Regions from separate parts of the Homo sapiens genome. Here regions 2 and 3 are each linked to region 1. Evidence: chromatin loops called from intact Hi-C (ENCODE). Cell type or tissue: CD4-positive, alpha-beta T cell. All regions are shown on one strand. Links, peaks and the distances in the headings refer to the core of each region. The heading gives the core; the rest is flanking DNA.

The links. Hi-C counts contacts between places; a loop is a spot of excess contacts. Peaks named below come from ENCODE experiments on the same cell type or tissue, not always from the same donor. Only the 100,000 strongest peaks of a DNase experiment are listed, where the experiment ranks them.
Region 2: it touches region 1 in a loop (3-fold over the local background); 52 of 110 quality-filtered maps call a loop at or near these places.
Region 3: a loop joins it to region 1, with 7 times the contacts of the local background. A loop is called at or near these places in 43 of 110 quality-filtered maps.

The regions. Positions count from the first base shown.
Region 1 is chr14:73,566,305-73,572,837 of GRCh38, forward strand. ACOT2 (acyl-CoA thioesterase 2) reads left to right here and starts at 2,909. Exons shown (of 3, transcript NM_006821.6): 1 at 2,909-3,579. The coding sequence starts at 2,937. It also overlaps a transcript of HEATR4 not described here and the pseudogene NT5CP1. RefSeq lists enhancers at 215-732, 1,126-2,325, 3,520-3,689. In CD4-positive, alpha-beta T cell, for the core only: a CTCF peak has its summit at 4,845 (motif pointing left); DNase peaks (open chromatin) are centred at 2,967, 3,587, 4,037, 4,867 and 1 weaker place; H3K4me3 peaks cover 2,975 bases; H3K27ac peaks cover 1,813 bases.
Region 2 is chr14:73,512,122-73,518,402 of GRCh38, forward strand. It overlaps HEATR4 (HEAT repeat containing 4), which reads right to left. Exons shown (of 18, transcript NM_001220484.1): 6 at 1,910-2,113; 7 at 1-28. It also overlaps a transcript of ACOT1 not described here. Among named protein-coding and RNA genes, the nearest start is that of ACOT1, 22 kb to the right of the region's middle. In CD4-positive, alpha-beta T cell, for the core only: no CTCF peak of the experiment used is centred there; no DNase peak of the experiment used is centred there.
Region 3 is chr14:73,504,997-73,511,120 of GRCh38, forward strand. HEATR4 (HEAT repeat containing 4) reads right to left here. Exons shown (of 18, transcript NM_001220484.1): 8 at 4,316-4,477; 9 at 3,138-3,298; 10 at 1,471-1,575. It also overlaps a transcript of ACOT1 not described here. Among named protein-coding and RNA genes, the nearest start is that of RIOX1, 17 kb to the left of the region's middle. In CD4-positive, alpha-beta T cell, for the core only: a CTCF peak has its summit at 3,835 (motif pointing right); a DNase peak (open chromatin) is centred at 3,805.

The sequences.
Region 1 (6,533 bases), core at 684-5,683:
CTGCCTGCCAGTCCCGCACCGTGAGCCCACACTCCTCAGCCCTTGGGTGGTCAATGGGACTGGGCTCCGTGGAGCAGGGGGCGGCGCTCGTCAGGGAAGCTCAGGCTGCACAGGAGCCCACGGAGGCGGGGGGAGGCTCAGGCATGGAGGGCTGCAGGTCCTAAGCCCTTTCCCGTGGGAAGGCAGCTAAGGCCCAGCGAGAAATTGAGCACAGCGCCAGTGGGCCGGCACTGCTGGGGGACCCAGCACACCCTCCGCAGCCGCTGGCCCAGGTGCTAAGCCCCTCATTGCCCGGGGCTGGCAGGGCCAGCTGGCGGCTCCGAGTGTGGGGCCCACCAAGCCCATGCCCACCTGGAACTCCAGCTGGCCCGCAAGTGCGGAACGCAGCCTCAGTTCCCACTTGCGCCTCTCCCTCCACACCTCCCTGCAAGCTGAGGGAGACGGCTCCGGCCTTGGCCAGCCCAGAAAGGGGCTCCCACAGTGCAGCGGTGGGCTGAAGGGCTTCTCAAGTGCCGCCAAAGTGGGAGCCCAGGCAGAGGAAGTGCTGTGAGGGCTGCCAGCACGCTGTCACCTCTCACAAGCTCCACCTCTGGGGTTCACGCCATTCTCCTGCCTCAGCCTCTGGAGCAGCTGGGACTACAGGTGCCTGCCACCATGCCCAGTTAATTTCTTGTATTTTTTTTTAGTAGAGATGGGGTTTCACTGTGTTAGCCAGGATGGTGTCGATCTCCTGACCTCATGATCCACCCGCCTCAGCCTCCCAAAGTTCTGGGATTACAGGTGTGAGCCACCGCGCCCATCCCCTTTTTCTTTTTAGAGACAGGGTCTTGCTATGTTGTCCAGGTTGGTGCGAAACTCCTGGCCTTAAGCAACCCTGCCACCTCAGCCTCCAAGTAAACTGGGATTACAGGCGTGAGCCATCTTGCCCAACTTCCACTTTCTAGCTGTGTGATCTTCAGAAAATCAGTTAAATTCTCTGGGCCTTAATTTACTGATAGGGTTCTTGTAAGTATTAACCATTAGCTACTATTGAGAGGTGAAGACCGCTGGGCTTCTGGGTTGGGTGGGGACTTGGAGAACTTTTTTGTCTAGCTAAAGGATTGTAAATGCACCAATCAGCACTCTGTGTCTAGCTAAAGGTTTGTAAACGCACCAATCAGCACTGGGTAAAAACGAACCAATCAGCACTTTGTAAAACGAACCAATCAGCACTCTGTAAAATGGAAAATCAGCGCTCTGTAAAATGGACCAATCAGCAGGACATGAGCAGGGCCAAATAAGGGAATAAAAGCTGGTCACCCCAGCTAGTAGTGGTAACCTGCGTGAGTTCCGCTCCAGGCTGATGGAAGCTTTGTTCTTTTGTACTTCACAATAAACCTTGCTACTGCTCCTTCTTTGGGTCCATACTGCATTTCAGAGCTGTAACACCGTGAAGGTATACAGCTTCACTCCTGAAGCCAAGACCATGAACCCACTGAGAGGAACAAGAAAAACAACTCTGGACCTGCTGCCTTTATGAGCTGTAACACTCACCTTGAAGGTCTGTGGCTTTACTCTTGAAGTCGGTGAGAAGCGAGACCATGAACCCACCAGAAGGAACACATTCCGGACGCATCTGAACATCAGAGGAAACAAACTCCAGACACACTACTTTTCAGAACTGTATTAAGAACTGTAACAGTCACTGCGAGGGTCTGCGGCTTCATTCTTGATGTCAGCGAGACCAAGAATCCACCAGAAGGAACCAATTCCAGACACAGAATTATTTGCCTTCTTACTTCCTGAGAGTTCTAGGCACAGAACATACTTGAGGTGTTATACAAAGGTAATTAGAACTGACAGGGAATTGTATGATTAATGACGTGGGACATGAGAGATTTGGAACGAGATAAAAAGGCTTACCTTGAGGACAGCCTTATTAGGAGCAGAGGCAAACACAGGTTTTGTGGGTTTGAAGCCTACACATTTATAGCTTTCTCTAATTACACAGGTAGGAAATTATAAAATCAGGTACAAGGGCTTGGCAGGGGCCTAAAGCTTAAGTGATGAAAAAAAAAAACACCACACCTCTGGTGAAACCAATAGCTTACGAAAAAGTAGAAAAAAGCGCGATGCATGGGGAGCTCCGGTAGTCCTTTGAGGTATTTGAGAGGCTGAGTCAGGAAGATGGCTTGAGCACCAGGAGTTGGAGGTTTGTAAGTGCAGTGATGGTAAACTGCCGCTGTACTCCAGTCTGGCAATGTAGTGAGACCCTGTCTCTCAAAAAAAAAAAGTAACCCTTGCCTGACTGGGACAATAATTGAGAAACCAGTAAAACAAAATAATAACTATTAGCCGGGCGCGGTGGCTCATGCCTGTAAATCCTAGCATTTTGGGAGGCTGAGGCGGGCGGATTACAAAGTCAGGAGTTTGAGAAATTACTACCTATTACCCCATTTGGCTATTTTTACACTTGTAAGGAATGAAGCTCAGAGGTCACACAGCTAGTAAGAAGCCAGCACCCTTCGATGTGGGATTGATGTGGAGGATAGGCATATACAGAGAACACAAAAGCAAAACACCATGGTGCAGATTTTGAAAGAAAAGCCCTAAGATTAGTAATGAGTGTGAATTATTCAACAAAGTGATCAAAACTAACTCCAGCTCTGCATTCCTCTTCGCCATCAGGAGTTTGGAGCCTGGAGACTGCTAGCTGCCTGGTTCTTTAAGAACCAGCCCTGGTCCAGCCCATTCCGCAGGCCAGCAAGCTTCTGAAAAGCAAACCTAGGAAGTAGCTTTCCAACATAAAGTGGAGGTTTCAACACAGGAGACTTTAAGCAAGTTCCAGTGTGTCTATATTTGGTCTGGCTGATCGGCTGGACTCTGGCCTTCCCCGCTCACGTTAGCAGACAGCTCTGCCCTAGTGGGCGCTTAGCCTGCGACGGCAGCCCGAGAGGATGTCTAACAAGCTTCTTTCTCCCCACCCCCATTCAGTTGTTCTCAGGTCTGAATTCAAAATGGCCTCATCTCCTGCTGTCCTTCGAGCGTCCCGGCTGTACCAATGGAGCCTGAAGAGTTCGGCGCAGTTCCTGGGGTCTCCACAGCTGAGGCAGGTTGGTCAGATCATTAGGGTTCCTGCTCGGATGGCGGCGACGCTGATCCTGGAGCCTGCGGGCCGCTGCTGCTGGGACGAACCGGTGCGAATCGCCGTGCGCGGCCTAGCCCCGGAGCAGCCGGTCACGCTGCGCGCGTCCCTGCGCGACGAGAAGGGCGCGCTTTTCCAGGCCCACGCGCGCTACCGCGCCGACACTCTTGGCGAGCTGGACCTGGAGCGCGCGCCCGCGCTGGGCGGCAGCTTCGCGGGGCTTGAGCCCATGGGGCTGCTCTGGGCCTTGGAGCCCGAGAAACCTTTGGTGCGGCTGGTGAAGCGCGACGTGCGAACGCCCTTGGCCGTGGAGCTGGAGGTGCTGGATGGCCACGACCCCGACCCCGGGCGGCTGCTGTGCCAGACGCGGCACGAGCGCTACTTCCTCCCGCCCGGGGTGCGGCGCGAGCCGGTGCGCGTGGGCCGGGTGCGAGGCACGCTCTTCCTGCCGCCAGGTGACTCACCTCCGCTAATTGTTCCGTGTTCGTTCGCCTTTCACTTTGTGTGTCTCCCCCGCCCCACGCTTTTCGCTTATGTGTATGCCCCCCCGCCGCGCCCCCGGGCTATATTGCCCAGGCAGGTTTCGAATTCCTGGTCTCCAGCTATCTTCCCGCCTCTGCCTCCCTAAGAGCTGGGATTACAGGGTGAGCCACCGCGCCCGGCACTTTGAGGGGAGTTACACTTTTTTTTTTTTTCCGTCCCTGCCCTTTTCACACGAAGAAGGGATGTAGCTTCCAACCTTCCGGAGGTTAGTGTAAAGAAACAGGAATGGAATGGAAAGCTGATTGGGGAAGTGTCCCTGCCGCTCCAAAACTGAGAGGTCCCTCAAACCTAGTGCTCAGTTAAAAGACATTGTAAGGGCCAGGCGCAGTGGCTCACGCTTGTAATCCCAGCACTTTGGGAAGTCTCGGCGGGCAGATCACGAGATCAAAAGATTGAGGCCATCCTGACTAACACGGTGAAACCCCGTCTCTACTAAAAATACAAAACAGTAGCTGGGCGTAGTAGCGGGCGCCTGTAGTCCCAGCTACTCGGGAGGCTGAGGCAGGAGAATGGTGTGAACCCGGGAGGCAGAGTTTGTAGTGAGCTGAGATCGCGCCACTGCACTCCAGCCTGGGCGACAGAGCGAGACTCCGTCTCAAAAAAAAGACATTGTAAGGAAAGGAAAAAGACACTTATATTAAAAACAAAACAGGCCGGGCGCGGTGGCTAACGCCTGTAATCCTAGCGCTTTGGGAGGCCGAGGCCGGCGGATCACCTGAGGTCAGGAGTTCGAGACCAGCCTGGCCAACATGGTGAAACCCCATCTCTACTAAAAATAGAAAAATTAGCCAGGCGTGGTGGTGCATGCCTGTAGTCCCAACTACTTAGGAGGTTGAGGCAGGAGAATCGCTGGAACCCGGGAGGCAGAGGTTGCAGTGAGCTGAGATCATGCCATTGCACTCCAGCCTGGGGGACAAGAGTGACTCTATCTTAAAAAAAAAAAAAAAAAATTCAGGTAGTTTCAATTTTTTAATGTTCTTATTTATGTATTGACTAGGAAGCCACTTTTTTTTTTTTTTAAATAAGAATTCCGACTGGTTTTCTCACTGTATTTCCATGGCAGCTAGGAGGTGCCAGGTGGCTGGGCCTGTGACAGTGCAGAGGTTTTGGTGCCTGCCCGCCCACCATTGCTCCAGCTGCAGCTGCTGCCCCCTGCAGGGCCTGTTCGTTCCTGCTGCCTAGCTCCCCGCTGGCTGGCTATGATCTCCCTGTTACCATTCCAGGAGAGCAGCCGCGTCCCTATGCATGGCAGGACCAGGTACTATTGTGGCCTCTCCTCTTGGCCTCGAATGGTATCTTTGTCATCAGTGAGCAAGTCCCCAAAGACCACGGTCTTGTCCATTGTCAGGATAATTCACTCCACAAGCTGGGGCTCCAGGTGCTGCCCTACCCAGCGGTGCTTCTCACCCACACAGTGGTCATACTTTGGCAGGGGCTGGTGCAGTGTGAAGACCTCGGTGTTTTGCATGTGCTTCATCTCTTGCAAGGTCCTCCGGGGTTGGGCTTCAAGACTAGGGAAAAGCCTGGGCTTCACACCCGTGGGCCACTTTATCCACCAGGTCCGGCAGCAGGGTGAGGTACTGCTTCCAGACCAGGAAGCTGCGGTGCTGCTGCAGTGTCACATGCAGCTCCCTGAGAAGGGGCGGCTGAAGCCCCGCAGGAGGCCGTCTGGAAGCTGCCAGCACGCGGTCCCTGTCCATCAGCACACGCGTGGGCTGTGCTCATCGCTGCCGGGGCACTGGGGTTTCTCGGGATCCTAGGGGTATGGGGCCCAGAAATGTTCTTTAAAAGTTTCTCATTTTTGCAACTTTTCTTTGAATTCGCACAGTATGTTAAGATTTATGTAAATTAGCATTTACAATAGGAAAACCTCTTCCTGTCAAATGGAAATTTGAGGTTACTGGATACTTTTATATTACATAAAGAGCAATCAGCCAGTGTAAAAATGAAATGATGCTTATCCTTATTAATAATCAAAGAAATGCAAAATAAAACAACAGAGTACATTTCACACCCTCAGAAGTGGCCCACTTTTAGAAGCTAGCATTATCAATTGCTGACCAGTATGTGGAGGAAATGAAACTCACTGCTAGAAGGAGCAACATATTCATCTGCTCTGGGCAACAATTTGTCTTAACTTACAAAGTTAAATATGTTATTCTACTTGTACATGTGCACCAGGAGGCATATTCCTTATAAGAGGCCAGATGAGCAGTCTGGATTAATTTAAAAAAAGAGCAAAGTCAACTGGAAACAGTCCAAATGTCCATCAACAATAGAACAGATTAATAAATTGAGGTATATTTCCAGCAGTCAAAGTGATTGAACTACAGCTACAAGAATCAACATCTATCAAGATATACAAAAGAAAAGAAAAAAAAAGAATCAACATGGATGAATCTCCAAACCACTGTTGAGTGAAACAGTCAAACCCTAGGAGAACACATTCAGTATCATTCCATTTAGATACAATTCAAAAACTAGGCAAAATAAAATATTAAGGTACATAATCTAAGTGGTAATACTATGAAGAAAACCAAGAGTGATACACAGAAAGTCCAGGATACTGGAAAGAGAGGAAAGGGCACAGGGGTCTGTGGGACGTTGATGGTTTGCGGGTATCAGCACTGAACTATGTCTTAAAAGTGTTGCCTGTAAGGTGTTTGCATTTTTTTTTTTTTTTTTTTTTTTTTTGAGACAGTGTCTCGCTCTTTCGCCCAGGCTGGAGTAGTGGCACAATCTTGGCTCACTGCAACCTCCACCTCCCGGGTTCAAGCGATTCTCCTCCCTCAGCCTCCCGAGTAGCTGGGATTACAGGTGGCCGCCACCACACCCAGCTAATTTTTGTATTTTTAGTACAGATGGG
Region 2 (6,281 bases), core at 70-5,069, 55 kb before region 1:
TCTACTGTCTCATGGTGCCACTCTATGACTGAGCCGCAGTGAGGGAAATGAAAAGAGAACCACCTGGTTAGGGTTAGATATTGTGCTGCAGGCAGGTGACAAGAAGTCTGCCCTTCACCCAGAATAATTCAAGCAAAACATTAGCTCAGAAGAATAAAGGGCCCAGAGATGGGGTCTTTAGGGAGTTATTTCTCTGATGATCCATGTACCCTCACAAGTAAGTTCCCAGACAAAACTTCTCCCAACCCCATCGTATCTATCTCTCTTTCTTTAAATCACTTTTCGTTGTAACCATCTGGGAAATAAAAGTGACAATAAAACAAAGTAGTTAAGAGTACTTTGTTTTCAGACATACCTGGTTTGGGATCACAGTTATTAGCTGTGTGACTGTGGATAAGTTACTTAACCCTGAGCCTGAGATTTCTTATTTGTAATACAGGCATAATACTAGAACCCACATATTGAGTTATTCTTACTGTTAAATGAGTTAACTAGACAAAGTGTTTAGCAAAATGCCTGGCAAGATAATGAAGGTTCAATAAATGTTAACTATTGTGGTTTTCATTAGGTTCTTTGTCTTTGAGGGCACTTCCATTTGGCTTTCAACATCTTCCTCATTTTAGTTGCTAAATACTCTTTTGGCAGGTATCAGACTTTTATTTCAAAGCTCCTATTATCTGTAGGTGTTTCCTTCAGTCTTTTTTGTTATTGTTTATCTGATCCAGTTTACCTAATGGATTGCCTCTCTTTTTCCTGCACTAACTAAGCTTGTCTATCATGTTCTGAAAGCCAGCAGCTATTGAGTTCTCAAATACCATAGCTTTCAACAGTCCTTGCCAGGCCATTACTTTGTCCCAGGCACTCAGACTTCTACTCTCCTATCTTTGAAGGCAAAGTAGGTATAGGATAGCCCCAACTCTACGAATGAATTTTGGAGAGGGGTTGCTGATACCATAGTCAACTATGACATGGACAATGGTTGGACAGCATATTTTGTTCTTCCCTTCATACATCATTTGCTGAGCATAAAGTTTGGAAAACAATAAGATAGGGTCGCCTGGGTGCAGTGGCTTATGCTTGTAATCCCAGCACTTTGGGAGGCCAAGGCGGGGAGATCACCTGAAGTCAGGAGTTCGAGACCAGCCTGGCCAACATGGTGAAACCGTGTCTCTACTAAAAACACAAAAATTAGCCAGACATCATGGCACATGCCTATAGTCCCAGCTACTTGGGAGGCTGAGGCAGGAGAATCGCTTGAACCTGGGAGGTAGAGGTTGCAGTGAGCCCAAATCAAGTGCCATGGCACTCCGGCCTGGGCAACAGAGTGAAATTCCATCTCAGAAAAAGAAAAAAGGGCTGGCGCGGTGGCCAAGGCGGGCAGATCACCTGAGGTCAGGAGTTTGAGACCACTCTGGCCAACATGGTGAAACCCCATCTCTACCAAAGATACAAAAAGTTAACCAAGTGTGGTGGCGGGTGCCTGTAATCCTAGCTACTCAGGAGGCTGAGGCAGGAGAATTACTTGAAACCAGGAAGCAGAGGTTGCAGTAAGCTGAGATCCCACCGTTGCACTCCAGCCAAGGCAACAAGAGCGAAACTACGTCTCCAAAAAAAAAAAAAAAAAAAAAAAAAAAAATGGTCTCTGCCTCTGAAGAGTCTGCAGTGTAATAATGAGTTTCCACAAATTACTGAAGTAATACCCATCCATGCAAAAAGCACCCAGATATATGTTAACTGAAGTTCATCTAACACCCAATGTGTGAAAGGCTCTTGTCTAGCCTTAATGAGGCAACCAGATTTTTACATTTCACAAAGGAGGGATGGATTTTTCAAAGACTGAGAAAGCCTAGTCCCAGATGAGAACCACTTCTCACAAACGTACAGTATCACAGGACCTCCCTTCACTCACTCAGAGCCCAGGCAGTCTTCCATTCCTTCAGCATCCTCCGCAGGACCACCAGTTCCCAGGTCACATCCTCCTGCAGTGATTTTGCCTGCTTCTTCAATCTCCTGGTCTTAATAGGCACATCCTTCTCACCCACCTGCAGCAGCATATCCTTGGCGGGGGTGGGCAAAGCAGTCCAGCGCAGGGCTCCTTGCACAGGTCTGTAAGCTGTGCAACGTGGCAGTGTGAGGTCTTTTCACCCCACTGCCTTAGGCCCTGCCACACAGTGGCCCCAGCTTGCATCCCATTCCTATTCCTGACTAATACCAAAGCAAAACAAAACCCTCAAGAGTGAATTTCCCCATGATTATATGGGGAACTGAGTACATGTACACAGGGAATTATGGAAAGTCCTGACTAGACATGGTAAGCCATGATGATGATGGGGGTGAGAGATTTGTGGGGGGAAATTGAGATATCTACAAACCTTTCTATAAGTTTAAAGGTTATCTTTAGGAACCTAAATCTTTAGGAACATAAATATGTTTATATGTAACGAGATTTGCTCATAATATTTGATACGTTGCAATTTAGTGTCATTGGCCATTATTTCTAAAGTATTAAGTTTTCCTTTTAATGTTTTTAATTTGGGGAGAATAATAGTGCTATAAGCTGTGAAATTTTAAAGATTTTAACATCTCTGAGTTTTTCCTCAAGACAACAGAAATTTGAGAACAGAAGAAGCCGTAAATATTAGATATAGTTAGAAAAGCTATAGTTGGCCGGGTACGGTGGCTTTTGCCTGTAATCCCAGTACTTTGGGAGGCCGAGGCGAGCAGATCACGAGGTCAGGAGATCGAGACCATCCTGGCTAACACGGTGAAAACCCCGTCTCTACTAAAATACAAAAAATTGGCCGGGCATGGTGGCATGTGCTTGTAGTCTCAGCTACTTGAGAGGCTGAGGCAGGAGAATCACTTGAACCTGAGAGGCGGAGGTTGCAGTGAGCTGAGATTGCACCACTGCATTCCAGCCTGGACGACAGAGTGAGACTCCGTTCTCAAAAAAAAAAAACAAAAAAAAAACTATAGTTATATTTTCTGAACTTAATGTTTTTCATGGTGTCAAATTTAGAAAGCCTCTTTCTCAGAAAAAAAGCTCTATGGAGAAGGGGAAGGGAAAAATGATAAAAACATTTCCAGATGTACTAAATTCATTATTCACACTGCCTATTAGTCTCATGTTCTAATCAGTCACTATCAGCCATTTCTGTTTTTTTCCAAGATTTCATTCTGACTCTTAACACCTTTAGATTTGCTCTGAATCAATTCTTTCCTTTGAGCAAGGAAGACATAACATTTCTTTCTTCTAATGTAAAAAGAGTCCTGTGAGGCGGGGTGCAGTGGCTCATGCCTGTAATCCCAGCACTTTGGGAGGCCAAAGCGGGTGGATCACTTGAGGTCACAAGTTCGAGACCAGCCTGACCAACATGGTGAAACCCTGTCTCTACTAAAAATACAAAAATTTGCTAGGCGTGGTGGTGGGCGCCTGTAATCCCAGCTACTCGGGATGCTGAAGCAGAAGAATCACTTGAACTGGGGAGGCGGAGGTTGTAGTGAGCTGAGATCGCGCTCCAACCTGGGTGACAAAGCGAGACTCCATCTCAAAAAAAAAAAAAAAAAAAAAAAAAAAGAGTCCTGTGAGACTCCAGGGCAGTTTAGCAAAGATGCCCATACAATGCATCTCCTCCAAATGGTCCCCACCAGCTTGGACGTGCTGGGGGACTCAGCCACTCTGCTGAGGCCTCCCTCCTTTCTGGGGTAGGGTGTGTGCAACTAGGAGCTGTGGAACCACCTCTGACAGGCCAGCTCACACTTTGCCATGTGACGCTCCCCGACTTCTCTCAGGCGATTTGAAATCCCTCCTGAAGAGATGAGAAGTAGCTGAATTAACCCCATTTCTCCTATATCCCTCTGCTCAAGGAGTTAAAATGGATTTGCGGTGAGCAAGTCTTAGATCTCTGATATTTAACCTCATAGGAATAAAAAATACAACTGCCAACTTTTACTTTGGTTCCAGTCCTTTGGGTTATAGCTGGATAGAAACACATCCACTAGCCATCTTCCACATCAACAGTCATCAAAAAAAAAAAAAAAAAAAAAAAAAAGAGTCCTGTGAGACTCCAGGGCAGTTTAGCAAAGATGCCCATACAATGCATCTCCTCCAAATGGTCCCCACCAGCTTGGACGTGCTGGGGGACTCAGCCACTCTGCTGAGGCCTCCCTCCTTTCTGGGGTAGGGTGTGTGCAACTAGGAGCTGTGGAACCACCTCTGACAGGCCAGCTCACACTTTGCCATGTGACGCTCCCCGACTTCTCTCAGGCGATTTGAAATCCCTCCTGAAGAGATGAGAAGTAGCTGAATTAACCCCATTTCTCCTATATCCCTCTGCTCAAGGAGTTAAAATGGATTTGCGGTGAGCAAGTCTTAGATCTCTGATATTTAACCTCATAGGAATAAAAAATACAACTGCCAACTTTTACTTTGGTTCCAGTCCTTTGGGTTATAGCTGGATAGAAACACATCCACTAGCCATCTTCCACATCAACAGTCATCTAAAGCTGGGGTCCCTAACCCCCAGGCCATGGGCCTGTACCAGTTCATGGCCTGTTAGGAACCGGGCCACCACAACAGGATGTGAGTGGTGGGTGGGCAAGCATTACCAGTGAGCTCTGCCTCCTGTCAGATCAGCAGTGGCATTAGAGTCACGTAGCATGAACCTTACTGTGAACTGCACATGTGAGGGGTCTAGGCTGCGCACCCTTTATGATAATCTAATGCCTGATGATCTGAGGTGGAACCATTTCATCCTCAAACCATCCCCACCCCGCTGGTCTGTGGAAAAATTATCTTCCACGAAACCGGTCCCTGGTGCCAAAAAGGTTGAGGACTGCCGATCTAAAGGGAGCACACAAAGTAATGACTCTTGGCAGGGTACAGTGGCTCATGCCTATAATCCCAGCACTTTGTTTGGGAGGCTAAGGTGGGAGGACCCCTTGTGGCCAGGAGTTCGAGACCAGTCTGGGCAACATAGTGAGACCCTATCTCTAAAAAAGTTAAAAATTAGCTGAGTGTAGGGTGCACACCTGTGGCCCTGATCCTCCTGCATCAGCCTCGCGAGTGGCTGGGACTCCAGGTGCGTGCCACCATGCCCAACTAAGTTTTGTATTTTTTTGTAGAGACGGGGTCTCACCTTGTTGCCTAGACTAGTCTGAAACTGCTAGGCTCAAGCGATCTGCCTGCCTCATCAAATTGTATGGTTTAACAGGATTAATTTTATAGTATGTAAATTCAAGCTCAATAAAGCTGTTATTGAAAAAGAATCCTCTGGCTGGGAGAGTGGCTCATGCCTGTAGTTCCAACACTTTGGGAGTCTGAAGAGGGTGCATCACTTGAGCCCAGAAGTTTGAGACCAGCCTGGGCAACACAGCAAGACCTTGTCTTTACAAAAATTAGCTGGGTATAGTGGTGTGCACCTGTAGTTCCAGCTACTCGGGAGAGTGAGGTGGAAGGATTGCTTGAGCTCAGGAAGGTAAAGGCTGCAGTGAGCCATGATTGTACCACTGTGCTCAGCCTGGGAAACAGAGTGAGACCCTGTCAAAAAAAAAAAAAAAAGAAGAAGAAAAGAGAGAGAGGGAAGGGGAGGGGAAGGGGGAAGAGAGGAAAGGGAGACATGAAGGAAGGAAAGGGAGAAGGAAAGGAAGGAAAAAAAGGAAGGGAGGAAGGAGAAAAGAAAAAGAGGCTGGACACGGTGGCTCACGCCTGTAATCCCAGCACTTTGGGAGGCCGAGGTGGACAGATCACGAGGTCAAGAGATCAAGACCATCCTGGCCAACATGGTGAACCCCGTCTCTACTAAAAATACAAAAATTAGCTGGGTGTGGTGGCGCGCACCTGTAGTCCCAGCTACTCGTGAGGCAGAGGCAGGAGAATCACTTGAACCCAGGAGGCGGAGGTTGCAGTGAGCCGAGATCACGCCACCGCACTCCAGCCTGGGCGACAGAGCGAGACTTTATCTCAAAAACAAAGCCAGGTTGTGTGGAAATCCTGTGGCTGTCCACAGCTGTCTGGCGGGTGCCTCCACAGCAGGCACAGAATGTGCCTGTGCCTCCAAGGATAGACTGAGCCCAGGGAAGGACTTCTTGCCAAGTGGATGCAAAGGCACAACTAGCAGGCCAGGCAACCCTGTCAGCCAGGTGTGGAGGCATGCACCTGTGATTCCAGCTACCCTGGAGGCTGAGGCAGGGGAATTGCTTGAACCAGGAAGATGGAGGTTGCAGTGAGCAGAGATCACGCCACTGCACTCCAGCCTGGGTGACAGAGCAAGACTCTGTCT
Region 3 (6,124 bases), core at 1,125-6,124, 61 kb before region 1:
TCTTGGCTCACTGAAACCGCCGCCTCCCAGGTTTAAGCGATTCTCCTGCCTCAGCCTCCAAGTAGCTGGGATGACAGGTGTGTGCCACCATGCCCAGCTAATTAGAGATGGGGTTTTGCCATGATGACCAGGCTGGTTTCAACCTCCTGGTCTCAAGTGATCCACCCGCCTCAGCCTCCCAAGGTGCTGGGCTTACAGGCATGAGCCACCGTACCGGACCCCTTCACAGAACTTTAACCAATAAATTTAACCCACACTAATCTCTCTCTCTCTGAAAAGTTTTAAAAGGGTACCTTATATTTATTGCTTGTTCTTGAATCATTTGTGTATATTAGTCTTATTGTTCCTACCATAGTGTTAATTTTGTGAAAGTTGGGACAATGGTTTTTTTGTTTTGTTTTTTTTTGTTTTGTTTTTTGAGACAGAGTCTCGCACTGTCGCCCAGGCTGGAGTGCAGTGGTGCGATCTCGGCTCACTGCAACCTCTCCCTCCCAGGTTCAAGCAATTCTTGTGCCTCAGCCTTCCAAGTAGCTAGGATTACAGGTGCCAGCCACCACACCTGGCTAATTTTTGTATTTTAGTACAGATAGGATTTCACTATGTTGGCCAGGCTGGTCTGAAACTCCTGAGCTCTGATCCACCTGCCTTGGCCTCCCAAAGTGCTGGCATTACAGGTGTGAGCCACCGTGCCCGGCCGGGACTATGTTTTATATGTGTGTGCCGAACACTCTGAGAAGCAGCACAGACACTCATTTAGATGGGTTTTTGGGTAGTCTAAGTCAGTGCTTCTCGAATGATCTTTGATGAAGAACCAATTTTGGCGGGGGGGAAATATGTCATTGACTGATAAAGTCTGTTGATATTGAGGCAATATCAAATTACTATAAACGTTTCTTTTTTTTTTTTTTTTTTGAGATGGAGTCTCCCTCTGTCACCCAGGCTAGAGAGCAGTGGTGAGATCTTGGTTCACTGCAACCTCTGCCTCCTGGGTTCAAGCGATTCTCCTGCCTCAGCCTCCCAAGTAGCAGGGATTATAGGCGCGTGCCACCACACTCTGCTAATTTTTGTATTTTTAGTAGAGATGGAGTTTCACCATGTTGGTCAGGCTGGTCTCCAACTCCTGACCTCGTGATCCGCCTGCCTTGGCCTCCCCAAGTGCTGGGATTACAGATGTGAGCCACCGCACCCGGCCTACTATAAACGTTTCTAAACTCCTGTCAGTTTTTGTGCTATTTCATTGTGGATCAGTTACCAACAGTTTATGGACCACCAGTGCACTGAGAAGCATTGGCTTCCAGACAGACATATTAGCATTTGAAGATAATTCTGGGCTAGAAGTAAGAAGTAGTGATGTGGGAACAGAGATCTGTTTGGTAAGAATGGAATAATACATAGCAGCAAAAAGTAGAAGGCCTCTGTAGCTCAGCCTCTCTTAGGCTTTCTGTCCTGGAGGCAAAGAAAGAGGTTTACCAAGCAGACATTTCCACTGATCCGGGAGAAAGCCTGGCAGGCCACAATCCGGTTCTTCCATTGACAGCTGTTCAGCTCCACAGCAAGCATGGTGTGTATCAGGGTCTGAGGAAATGGAAGACTTGTATGGATATTCACAATCACTTTTAGAGATACTAGAACCTTGAAGTTACATTCTGAAATGGCATCCTGCATAATTAATGTCACCAGTGGGCTTACAAGAGATGGGGCATGTTTCCATCACAGCCAACTGACTCTGGGATCATAAATTGGGGAACAAAATACAAATTTAATAACTTAAACAGAAAACTGGGACCTTCCTTTCCTGACTTTAACTGTTTTTTTTTTTTTTTTTTTTTCTGAGAAGGTTGTCCCCCAGGCTGGAGTGCAGTGGCACAATCTCGGCTCACTGCAACCTCCGCCTCTCGGGTTCAAGTGATTCTGTTGCCTCAGCCTCCCAAGTAGCTGGGATTACAGGCGCCTGCCACCACGCCCGGTTAATTTTTGTATTTTTAGTAGAGGCGGGGTTTTACCATGTTGGTGCCAGGCTGGTCTTGAATTCCTGACCTCAGGTGATCTGCCTGCCTCGGCCTCCCAAAGTGCTGGGATTACAGGCGTGAGCCACCGTGCCCGGCCTTCTGTCTTTAACTGTTTTTACCCCTAAAATGATTTTTATATGCCTCAAGCTTATGACTTTCACATTTCTATTGAAAGTAACTAAACACAAATATAGGCCTCTGCAGTTTTCAATGGTAAACTTCTAGCAGAAGCAAATTCTACATGTCAGAACTCTTCTTGCATATGCAAATAGAGACCATTTGCAACCTAATTCTCACTTTTCTCTCAGCTAACTATTGTGACTTCCCTTTGTATACACCTCTACACCCAGGTTTACTCATGCTTATTCTACGTTTACTTATGCTTGAGATTGTCAACCCAACCGGCTGCATTTTATCTAATTAATTAATTGTGTAATTAATTTTTTGAGGCAGGGTCTTGCTCTGTCGCTCAGGCTGGAGTACAGTGGTGTGATCTCAGCTCGCTGCAGCCCCAACCTGCCAGGCTCAAGTGATCCTCCCACCTCAGCCTCTTGAGTAGCTAGGATTACAGGCACATACCACCATGCCTGACTAATTTTATTTCTTTTTTTGTAGAGACAGGGTCTCACTATATTGCCCAGGCTGGTCTTGAAATCCTGGACTCAAGGGATACTCCCACCTCAGCCTCCCAAAGTGCTGGGATTACAGGCGTGAGCGACCATGCCCAGCCCAGCTGCATTTTATTTTATTTGTTTGAGACAGAGTCTTGCTCTGTCACCTAGGCTGGAGTGTAGTGGCGTGATCTCAGCTCACTGCAACCTTCACCTCCCAGGCTGAAGTGATTTTCATGCCTCAGCCTCCCGAGTAGCTGGGACTACTCAGTGTGGTACCACTGCACCTGTCTAATTTTTTTATTTTTAGTAGAGATGAGGTTTCACCCATGTTGGCCAGTCTGGTCTCGAACTCCTGACCTCAAGTGATCCACCTGCCTCGGCCTCCCGAAGTGTTGGGATTACAGGCATAAGCCACTGCCCCGGCCCCAGCTGCATTTCAGATTGCTTACATTCACTGACCTCAAAGACCTAATTGCTCCCCAAAACTGTGTCTGACCCGGTAATGGACACATACTGTCTTCTCACTCAGATAGCTCAGGAGGATATAAGACTGTTCCTCAGTGTCCTCATTCTTCTTTGTAAACAGCTGGTGGAGGATCCTCTTAATCACAGGGTAAGTAGCAGTACCTTCCAGAGCCAAGCACTGAGCTGCAGCCCAGCTATCCACACTGTTACCTGCCACAGTTGGGTGAAAAAGAGTTCAGAATGGTGATGTGTTTTCCCCCTAGAGAACAGCCTTTGGATTGATACCCAAGGCTGCTACCCCACCTGATATCTCACTTCCTTGTGCCCCACTCAGTCTAGAAATACAATTTCTTATTTAAACCATATTGAGAAGAATCATATTGGCTGGGCACGGTGGCTAACACCTGTAGTCCTCACATTTTGGGAGGCCAAGGTGGGCGGATCACCTAAGGTCAGGAGTTCAAGACCAGCCTGGCCAACATGGTAAAACCCCATCTCTACTAAAAATACAAAAATCAGCCAGGCGTGGTGGCATGCGCCTGTAATCCCAGCTACTTGGGAAGCCGAGGCAGGAGAATTGCTTGAACCCAGGAGGCGGAGGTTGCAGTGTGAGCTGAGATCCCACCATTGCACTCCAGCCTGGGCAACGAGAGTGAAACTCTGTCTCAAAAAAAAAAAAAAAAAAAAAAAAAATTTAGTCCAGCTACCACTTGGTGGCAGTGTACCTGTTTTGTTAAAGTACCTAGAAAGAGCAAATTTTCTTTTTTTCCTTTTTTTTAGAGACAGGGTCTTGCTCTGTCACCCAGGTTGGAGTACAGTGGCACCATTGTGGCTTATTGCAGCTTCAACCCCCTGGGCTCAAGCTGACTCTGATAAGCATGTATATATAGGTCTGCCTCAGCCTCCTAGGTAGCTGGGTCTACAGGAGCACACCACCGCACCTGGCTAATTTTAAAATTTTTTATAGAGATGGGGTCTTGTTATGTTGCCCAGGCTGGTTTAGAACTCCTATGCTCAGGTGATCCTGTCGCCTTGGCCTCCCAAAGTGCTGGGATTACAGGTGTGAGCGACAGTGTCTGGTCCTAATTTTCAAATGGTCTAACATAAATCTAAACCCAATACAGCAGACATTGCAGAGCATCACAGTGGAGAGGAAAGGACTGGGAAAGCTGATAGTGAGATGTCTATCCCATATTTCCAGGTCAGAAGTAACAGGGAGTTACTCACCCTTCAGAAGGGCAGTCTGCATGATGTTCCGGGCAAGGGGATTATGTGACTGTATGGCATATTGGCATATTGCTGCTGCCATCCGCACATGGGCATTCTTGTCACAAAGAGCAGCCTCTAGGGCAGGCAGTAGAACCTCCGGCAAGTCCTGGATGGTCTTGTCTGTGATCAAAAGAGCCAGGTAAGAGAGTACTAGCCCCTTTGCTTTTCTCACACACAGCTTCCTTCCTACAGCCATGTGGTGGCCAACCTCAGTCCCAGCTGCAGTTGCTTAGTGCTATGTAATATAATTACAGTTTAGCTGAGCCCTTCAGATGGGCAGGATTTTCTGCTCAAGGTGTTAAAGCTCACCTGTGTGCTGGTATGCCAATTCCCAATCCTTTATCATCTGGCCTCTAAACAGCTATATTTAAGCCGAAGAAGAATGTTTCCAGCTAGGCTACAGTGAACTACACCATTAGTTTTAGTGATTAAAAGCAACCAATTTGCCCCATGAGCCCATATATATATATATATATATATATATATATATATATATATATATATATATATATATATTTATTTATTTTATATATTTTTTGAGACGGAGTCTTGTTCTGTCACCTGGGCTGGAGTGCAGTGGTGTGATCTCAGCTCACTGCAAGCTCCGCCTCCTGGGTTCACACCATTCTCCTGCCTCAGCCTCCCGAGTAGCTGGGACTACAGGCACCCAGCTAATTTTTAGTATTCTTAGTAGAGATGGGATTTCACCGTGTTAGCCAGGATGGTCTCGATCTCCTGACCTTGTGATCCACCTGCCTCAGCCTCCCAAAGTGCTGGGATTACAGACGTGTGCCACCGCCCCCAGCTGAGCCTTTATATTTGTAAGAACAATTATATTTAGGTAGTGCTTTATAATATAGTGTTTTTACATTATCTTGTTATCTTTCAACCTTGGTTGAATTAGGCAAGGTAGGTATCATTGTAGAGCTCACTAGGGAGTCTTTTTTGGTTCAACTAAACAGTAAGGTTCATAAGACTGTCATGGGCCATGCATGGCACCAGAAGAATATGGGACAGGAGCATAGTTTGTCAACAGGGCAGCAGCATCAGGCATCCCTGTTGGCTGGAGTTTTTTTGTTTTTGTTTTTGTTTTTTTTTTGAGATAGAGTTTTTGCTCTGTTGCCCAGGCTGGAGTACAATGGCACAATCTTGGCTCACTGCAACTTCTGCTTCCTGGGTTCAGGCGATTCTTCTGCCTCAGCCTTCCGAGTATCTGGGACTACAGGCACCTGTCACCACGCCTGGCTAATTTTTGTATTTTTGGTAGAGATGAGGTTTCACCATGTTGGCCAGGCTGGTCTTGAACCCTTGACTTCAGGTGATCCACCTGCCTTGGCCTTCCAAAGTGCTGGAATTACAAGTGTGAGCCACCACACCTGGCTTTGGCTGCAGTTCTTGAGGCTGTCTTGAGCATTCCACAGAGTCTTGGGGACAGCACAGGAGCATGTTGTTTATTCACTGGGTGAATTTATGCTTTACAGGAACTAATATCTCTTATAAAAACTCCATAGACACAATTCTAGGGTCCACAAAGGGCCTGCCTGTTATAAGTTACAGTATCCAGGGAGGCCCAAACTATGGTGTCCCTATCAAGTATTTATATTTCACTTATAGCTCTTCTCAGTCCCAATGTAATTTATCAAACAGGATTTATATCATAACCAATGTTGCCTATAAAGATAGTTCTTATCAGGTGTTTAGGGGAACAGGTGGGCATTTAACTGAAGTTCAAATTCTCAAGTAGGAAGGGGAAAGGTTTGTTATCCC